Regions from separate parts of the Homo sapiens genome. Here regions 2 and 3 are each linked to region 1. A link is a contact called in ENCODE Hi-C or POLR2A ChIA-PET data. All regions are on one chromosome and are shown on one strand. The core of a region is the stretch at or near the end of the contact, and the rest is flanking DNA. Distances in the headings are between cores, read along the strand shown. Region 1 has its middle 22 kb from the start of NPTX1. Region 2 holds the start of GAA (alpha glucosidase). Region 3 overlaps RPTOR (regulatory associated protein of MTOR complex 1).

The links. Hi-C counts contacts between places; a loop is a spot of excess contacts on that map. ChIA-PET counts read pairs that join two places held with the same protein, here RNA polymerase II (POLR2A). Pooled maps may share reads with other maps.
Region 2: a loop to region 1 is called in a map of CD4-positive, alpha-beta T cell, with 4 times the contacts of the local background. The contact joins the promoter of GAA here to the enhancer-like site in region 1. A Hi-C loop is called at or near these places in 1 of 168 maps with a recorded cell type or tissue (CD4-positive, alpha-beta T cell), 10 of 37 single-sample maps with no recorded cell type and 12 of 50 pooled maps. POLR2A ChIA-PET finds 5 or more read pairs at or near these places in 13 of 52 experiments (AG04449, AG04450, CD4-positive, alpha-beta T cell and 10 more).
Region 3: a loop to region 1 is called in a map of naive thymus-derived CD4-positive, alpha-beta T cell, with 2.5 times the contacts of the local background. The contact joins two enhancer-like sites. A Hi-C loop is called at or near these places in 3 of 168 maps with a recorded cell type or tissue (head of caudate nucleus, naive thymus-derived CD4-positive, alpha-beta T cell and sigmoid colon) and 7 of 50 pooled maps. POLR2A ChIA-PET finds 5 or more read pairs at or near these places in 9 of 52 experiments (AG04450, CD4-positive, alpha-beta T cell, CD8-positive, alpha-beta memory T cell and 6 more).

Annotation. Positions count from the first base shown.
Region 1 is chr17:80,453,636-80,456,157 of GRCh38, forward strand. No RefSeq gene overlaps it. Among named protein-coding and RNA genes, the nearest start is that of NPTX1, 22 kb to the right of the region's middle. RefSeq lists an enhancer at 782-1,611 and silencers at 819-1,028, 1,289-1,548. Within about 2 kb of position 1,261, at least 39 of the 41 ENCODE cell types and tissues checked have a DNase peak (open chromatin) inside an H3K27ac peak, as active enhancers do; they include CD4-positive, alpha-beta T cell, CD8-positive, alpha-beta T cell and OCI-LY7, where a contact is called at or near this core.
Region 2 is chr17:80,100,309-80,102,830 of GRCh38, forward strand. GAA (alpha glucosidase) reads left to right here and starts at 1,273. Exons shown (of 20, transcript NM_000152.5): 1 at 1,273-1,582. It overlaps CCDC40 (coiled-coil domain 40 molecular ruler complex subunit), which reads left to right. Exons shown (of 20, transcript NM_017950.4): 20 at 1-305. RefSeq lists a silencer at 820-1,439 and an enhancer at 1,770-1,879.
Region 3 is chr17:80,759,360-80,761,881 of GRCh38, forward strand. All of the region lies in intron 6 of RPTOR (regulatory associated protein of MTOR complex 1), which reads left to right. Among named protein-coding and RNA genes, the nearest start is that of RPTOR, 220 kb to the left of the region's middle. RefSeq lists enhancers at 1,675-2,522, 2,170-2,219. Within about 2 kb of position 1,257, at least 12 of the 41 ENCODE cell types and tissues checked have a DNase peak (open chromatin) inside an H3K27ac peak, as active enhancers do; they include CD4-positive, alpha-beta T cell and OCI-LY7, where a contact is called at or near this core.

The DNA of each region.
Region 1 (2,522 bases), core at 11-2,510:
TGCTTTCAGACAATACACATCAAATTACATTATCAACGATGCTGGATGGCGCTAAGAGCCGGGGAGGGAAAGCAAGGGAGTACAGGCCACAGACCGTCCTGGACTTCGAGTTTGACTTACATTTTGGCTTTGCCATGGTACAAACGCCATACACATTCAGTATACTCCTCCGCTTACAGATGGGGTTACATCCGGATAAACCTACCGTAAATTGCCTTACAATGCTTTAACCTATGATGGGTTGATGGGGAATCTAACCCCATATGACAGGAGCATCTGTATAGGAAGGGGGCACGGTTTTCAACAGGTGGTCGCCTCACTAAGTGGGAGTCACAGGGTTTCAGGGGAGGAGCGTTCCAGGCCGCGGTAACAGCAGGTGCAAAGGCCCTGAGGCAGGACGGGGCAGGGAGGTCCAGAGTCCACCGCGCAGAGACCCGGGAGGCCGGCAGGCACGGTGAGGACCTTGACTTAAACCCAGGAAAGGGGAACCACACTGGGGCATGACCTCCTGTACTTTCCGAGATCGCTCTGGCTCCTGTGTTGAGGAGACTCAGGAGGGGAAGGTGGAAGCGGGGAGACCCAGCTGAGACGCTACTACAGTCATCTCGGCGGGAAAAGACGGCTCGGAGCAGGGTGGTGGCAGAGGTGGGAGAAGAGGTCAGGTCTGGGGAAATTTCGAAGGCACAGCCAACAGGATGTACTGCCGGGCTGGATGCGGGGTGTTAGGGGTCAGGGAGGCCGCCAAGGCTCTGCCTGAGAACTGGGGAGGGCCAGGGGCACCATTTACGGAGCTGGGGAACAGCAGGAGCTCGTTTTGTTAGCAGGTGCGAGGCGCCGGGCATTTAAAGGCGGCCTGACGGGACCGGCCGAGGCGGAAGAACGGACAGGGCCCTGCGGGACCGCGCTCGGATCCGCCTCCTCCCTGACCTCGGCGTCCCCGGCTACTGCCTCCAGAGCCGCTTCGGGGCCGACCCCGGGGACTCTTCCCGCCTGCGGCCTCGCGCCAGCCCGGCCGGCTCGCCTAGTGCCCGGCGCCCAGAAACGCGTGGAGCTGGGAGAGGCCACACAACCCACGCCGGAAGCCTAACCCCGTCGGCCCCCGCGGCCGGCACCGGCCGGAAGCCCGCGAAGCCTAACTCTCGCGAGACGCCTCCTGAGTCCCGCCTCTCCGCGGTTCCGCCAGTCGCCGCGCTCCTGTCTGCGTTGCTGTGGCAGCCCCGCCGTGCGTCCGCGTTCCCGGAGCCAGCGCGGCGGCGCGCCTGTGCTCGGGGCTTGGCCGTAGCTTTTCCTCAGGTCCCGCGCGGCGCGCCCCTGTGTCGCAGGCGCCCTGCCGCTGCCCGCAGCTTTTGGGGGGTTCGGGGGCGGGGGAAGCAGGGCCGCAGAAGGCCCAATCGGAGCCTTCTGACACCCGCCCCGGCCCGCCGCCCTCCCGGAGCTTCCGTCCCCGCCGCCTGGCTCCTTACTGACACGCGCGCCGCCCCCGGTCGCCCGTTTTCCCTGGGCTCCGGCCTCCTCTCGCTTCCAGCCCTGGCCTGAGGTCCTGAGGGCTCCCTGGAGGGGGCGGCTTCCCAGCACCCAGCGTTTAACAGGGCCCTTTCGGCCTCCCTGTCCCCCAAGCTCAGAGTTGGGGTCTGCAGCAGGGGAAAGAAGGAGGGAGACTGGGCAGCTCAAGTTCCCCAGACCGCACCTATCAGACGGAGGGCGGCCCGCTCCCGTCAGAGCCCGACCTCGGCGGACAGGGGAGGGGATGGGTTGAGAAGCGGGAGAAGGCCACTAGCTGGAAACTCCCTGACGACAGGGACACCGTTCTCGCCCCAGCCCCAGCGCTCGGCCTCCGCAGAGCCGGCCCAACGAAGGAAGAATGAAAATATGAACGTGACATGATGTGGGCTTGAGAGGCCGCCTTGTTCTTTGGATTCACCCAGAAACCTGACTGAAAGGAAAGTTACTGCAACTGGGGAAAAGCACAGTTGGCTGGAGAATTTGGTTTAAAAATAAATAAGTTTTAAATTACGTAACTAACACGTGCTTGGTGTAGAAAATTTGGAAAACATATGAAAGTACGGTATAAAAATCCTCGATCCCACTGCCACATAGAACCACTATTAACATGTCAGAATCGTTTCTTCGGGTGTTTTTTTTTCTTAATGCATTTATATTGCATATACATTTTTTCTCTAACAATATATTGATGTGCCCCAGTCCCCCACAGACCCTAATGTATGAATGGGAATGGAGGCGTCTGAAATGTGACTCACAAAGAGTTCTCTTTCCTCCCTAACACCCCATCCCTGCCTCACCCCTTCAGCGCATTCACAGCAGCACTGGGACTCCGGACTCAGACAAATGTGCACTGAGCTGGCTGGTGCTCTCATAGCCTCTGGCCCCAGAGCTCCACCTTCCCCTGCAGAGGGGGTCCCGGGAGTGTCCTCAAGTGCTCCATGCCCCATGTTCCTTTCCATGGCACCAAATTCTTCTGACCTCCTTCTAGGTGAGGGGTGAGGGGGTGAGGTAGGGGGTTG
Region 2 (2,522 bases), core at 23-2,522, 350 kb before region 1:
CCATGTCCCCATTTGAGTTAAATTCAGATCCACAGCTTGCAGGAGAAAGTCAGTGGCCCCAGACACACGTAACAGGGTGAGCACTGAAATAAGAGCACGCTGGGGCGTCCACACCAAGGGACTACGCCCCAGTCTGCCCACCTATCTTTTCTCCATCATTAACCCAGCGCTCTTTCTCCCTGGACTTCCAAGTACCAATGACCTTGGGGCTTCTTTGCAGTTTAAAGGGAAAATGCTCTACAAAATAATTTCACTTTCAAACATTTCAGCAGAAGAATAAAATCTTTTTTCTGAATATCTAGTAAGCCTTTCTGAGTCAGCCTTACTTATTTTAAAACATTGTAGAAATACAGAAACCACAACAGAGGTGGAAGGGAGGCTTTTGTTTTTTTTTTTTTGAGACGGAGTCTCGCTCTGTCGCCCAGGCTGGAGTGCAGTGGCGCGGTCTCGGCTCGCTGCAAGCTGGAAAGGGGGCTTTTAATGCCCCTATGCCCCTACCCAGGAACAACACCTCTGTGTTTTGGTGTGGCTCCTTTTGTATTTTTCTGCACATACATTTTATTAGGCAAGTTAAGGTTATACTGTGTGTTTTTTGTATCTCACATGTAAAAATGTGCTCCTCTTAATGTAAGCATTTTCTCATTTTATGAAAAAATTCCCCCTGTGTCAGTTTAATGTTTTCTCAATTGTCAGTTTTATGGGTTATCACAATGTTTTGATTATTCCTTTCTGGAATAACTGTGAGTTATGGAGCACACTTAAGGACTTTCCAAATGTTGGCTGTTTCTAACTTGGCGCTGAGCGCCTTTGGCCGCCTTTCCGATGATGCCCTCGGGACGCGTTGGCAGGAGGAATCCCTGGGCGCAAGGCGCGGCTGGGCCAGCCCCTTACAAAGCCCTACGAGCTGCGGGGACCCAGGCCGGGGCAGCGGGGGCCACGCCCCATCTCCGACCCCACGGGGACCGGGCCGGGACTGCGCCAGCGGGGGCCTCGCCCCGTCTCTGACCCCAGAGGAACCGGCAGCGGGCAGCACGCGTGGGCCTCTCCCCGCGGGACGCCGGACGCGCAGCCAGACGCGCTCCCCAGGCCCCCTCCGAGAGCGAGGACGCGCCCAGGCCCGCTCTGCCGGAGCCGCCACTGGGGGGCGTAGCGCGGACGCGCACCCTTGCCTCGGGCGCCTGCGCGGGAGGCCGCGTCACGTGACCCACCGCGGCCCCGCCCCGCGACGAGCTCCCGCCGGTCACGTGACCCGCCTCTGCGCGCCCCCGGGCACGACCCCGGAGTCTCCGCGGGCGGCCAGGGCGCGCGTGCGCGGAGGTGAGCCGGGCCGGGGCTGCGGGGCTTCCCTGAGCGCGGGCCGGGTCGGTGGGGCGGTCGGCTGCCCGCGCGGCCTCTCAGTTGGGAAAGCTGAGGTTGTCGCCGGGGCCGCGGGTGGAGGTCGGGGATGAGGCAGCAGGTAGGACAGTGACCTCGGTGACGCGAAGGACCCCGGCCACCTCTAGGTTCTCCTCGTCCGCCCGTTGTTCAGCGAGGGAGGCTCTGCGCGTGCCGCAGCTGACGGGGAAACTGAGGCACGGAGCGGGTGAGACACCTGACGTCTGCCCCGCGCTGCCGGCGGTAACATCCCAGAAGCGGGTTTGAACGTGCCTAGCCGTGCCCCCAGCCTCTTCCCCTGAGCGGAGCTTGAGCCCCAGACCTCTAGTCCTCCCGGTCTTTATCTGAGTTCAGCTTAGAGATGAACGGGGAGCCGCCCTCCTGTGCTGGGCTTGGGGCTGGAGGCTGCATCTTCCCGTTTCTAGGGTTTCCTTTCCCCTTTTGATCGACGCAGTGCTCAGTCCTGGCCGGGACCCGAGCCACCTCTCCTGCTCCTGCAGGACGCACATGGCTGGGTCTGAATCCCTGGGGTGAGGAGCACCGTGGCCTGAGAGGGGGCCCCTGGGCCAGCTCTGAAATCTGAATGTCTCAATCACAAAGACCCCCTTAGGCCAGGCCAGGGGTGACTGTCTCTGGTCTTTGTCCCTGGTTGCTGGCACATAGCACCCGAAACCCTTGGAAACCGAGTGATGAGAGAGCCTTTTGCTCATGAGGTGACTGATGACCGGGGACACCAGGTGGCTTCAGGATGGAAGCAGATGGCCAGAAAGACCAAGGCCTGATGACGGGTTGGGATGGAAAAGGGGTGAGGGGCTGGAGATTGAGTGAATCACCAGTGGCTTAGTCAACCATGCCTGCACAATGGAACCCCGTAAGAAACCACAGGGATCAGAGGGCTTCCCGCCGGGTTGTGGAACACACCAAGGCACTGGAGGGTGGTGCGAGCAGAGAGCACAGCATCACTGCCCCCACCTCACACCAGGCCCTACGCATCTCTTCCATACGGCTGTCTGAGTTTTATCCTTTGTAATAAACCAGCAACTGTAAGAAACGCACTTTCCTGAGTTCTGTGACCCTGAAGAGGGAGTCCTGGGAACCTCTGAATTTATAACTAGTTGATCGAAAGTACAAGTGACAACCTGGGATTT
Region 3 (2,522 bases), core at 7-2,506, 310 kb after region 1:
TTTTTAAAAGTAAGCATTTAGTAGGAAGTGCAGTGAAAAACAAACTGATACAGTTACCATAAGAGGGACTTTGAAATCAATATGCCACAGTGGCAGACAGTGGTCATCAGATAACCACTGCCTGGAACAATTGAGCGGTGTCTCAGGTGGCGGCTCTTTTACAATAAACTGCTTTCTCCCATATTGAAGTGCTGAAATTAGGTTGAACATGACATTTTGCTAGGTGTCTATGGCCTGTGAGTGGTAATGGACTATATTCATTAAAGAATTATCAAGTGAAATGTGTAGTTTTGTGTGAGCTAAGTTAAAAACCACCAGGGTTTTTTTTTTTAATGGAAGAGTGAGATAGTTTGTCAGACAGTAATTACGTATGTTTTTAGGGTTTTAGTTTTATTTTTTCATTTTGAAAAGTCAATTTTTCTAATTAAAAATGAAAGATACATTCTTTTCAGAAAATTACTAAAAAGTTAAAAGTAGAAAAAAATCATCCAAGATTTTACCATCTAAGGACAACTAGTGTTCACTTTTTGATGTATTGCCTGTTGGTCTTTTTTCTGTGCATGTACATTTTGCACTGATGTAAGTGGACAGAATTTACGATTTCATATCCTTAACCCTTCGCATTATACTAGAGTTCCCTGCCCTAGATCATTAGAGACTCTTAGTAAGTATCATTTTATATTTCACTATGTTGAAGTTCCATGTTTTATTTAGCCGGAGCGTAGGGCTTTGGGATTTAGGCGCCAGGAGTATGCGGGTGGGAAGGTTCAGCCTGGCACTCTGATGGGAGTCGGCAGACCTGGTTCTGTGAAGGGGCAGACGCACTTGGGTTAGGCTTTTCGGGCCACACAGTCCCAAGTCTGCTGTTGCAGCACGAAAGAGCCACAGGCAATATATAAACAAATGAGCATGGCTGTGTTCCAGTCGAGCTTTCTTTTTTCTTTTTTCTTTTTTTTTTTTTTGAGACCGAGTCTCACTGTTGCCCAGGCTGGAGTGCAGTGGCGTGATCTCGGCTCACTGCAACCTCCACCTCCTCGGTTCAAGCGATTCTCCTGCCTCAGCCTCCCGAGTAGCTGGGATTACAGGTGCCCACCACCACGCCTGGCTAATTTTTGTATTTTTAGTAGAGATGAGATTTTACCATGTTGGCCAGGCTGGCATCAAACTCCTGACCTCAGGTGATCCGCCCGCCTCAGCCTTCCAAAGTGCTGAGATTACAGGCACGAGCCACCGCACCCAGCCTCAGTCAAGCTTTCTTTAAGGAAACAGGCAGTTGGCCAGATTTGGCCCAGGAGCTATAGCTTGGCACTTCCTGCTCCAGAAAAGGGAACTAGGATTGGGCTGCAGATGACGGCTGTGCGTGTCTGCCGGTCTGCAGGTGACCTGGAGAAGGGCGATGCTCGGGAAGGTGGATTCCCTCCCTCCCTCCCTTTACTATGTAAATAAGAGAAACGGTTTCTAAGCACGCTGCCCTCATTATGCTGGCACAGCTGCTACAGAATGCGGTGTGCTGGGTAAACAACATACAGCTTTGCTTCATTTGGACAAAATGTGTACATGTGTACTTGGTGGCAAGCGTATTTATGAATCTTATTTGATGATGAACTTGTTGGAAGACATTGTTCTCTAATTTTTTTTCATTTTTGCCTGTCTTTTTCATTTTTGGAAACTGATTTCAATAATTCCAAAATGAGCAATGACATTACTTTCCACATAAATGATTATCTTACTCACCATATACATCAATACACTGTAAGAATCCAAAATATATTTTTTCCCTTGGCTGTTTTCTACTTCTTTGATTGAGTGGCATAATATCATTTTAGATTTATTACGCGTCTATTTGTATACTACTGAAAATTATAACCCAGTGGGACTTCATTTGCTGTGGGACTTGCTATAAAACAGATTGATGTCTATTGCACTGTGCTGCATGCACTAGTATTGTCTATTAATGAAAATGATAAACATTATTTTGGATTGAATAGAGGTCAAAAAACTTACTTCCTTTCTTTCAATTAAGTTGAAGGATTTCCAGGACTATAAATGTTAATGATAGAGCATTAACGTGTATTTGTCAGCGTGGAAAGTTTCGCTCCTGCATTGCCCGCAGGAGACGGAAGATGCATGGGTTTCCTGGCGCGCAGGTTGGGTGGAGGCTCAGCGTGGCTCTGTCTGGCCAGGCTAAGTGGTTTGCAGTGCCTGTCTCATTTCAGACATTTGCTGTGACATTTGCTTCGTATTTTTTCCTGATGACTCAACCAAGAATCATTCAGAATTACCTTTAGAAACATAAATTCTTGTGGTTTTGATGATAGAGTTAACCATGTGTTCTCCAAGGAGTCTTCTAAAATACATCTGCTTTGCCAGAGAACACACTTTCTTCTGCCCGTTCAGTGCTCTCGGGTCTTTTGCCGCTTCCTTTCAACAACAGTCCGATGACTTTGTCTTCCTGCATATGTGCGAAGGGAGAGGAGCTCACTGGTCCTCCCAGAGGGTGAAGTAACCGGGACACATTATTG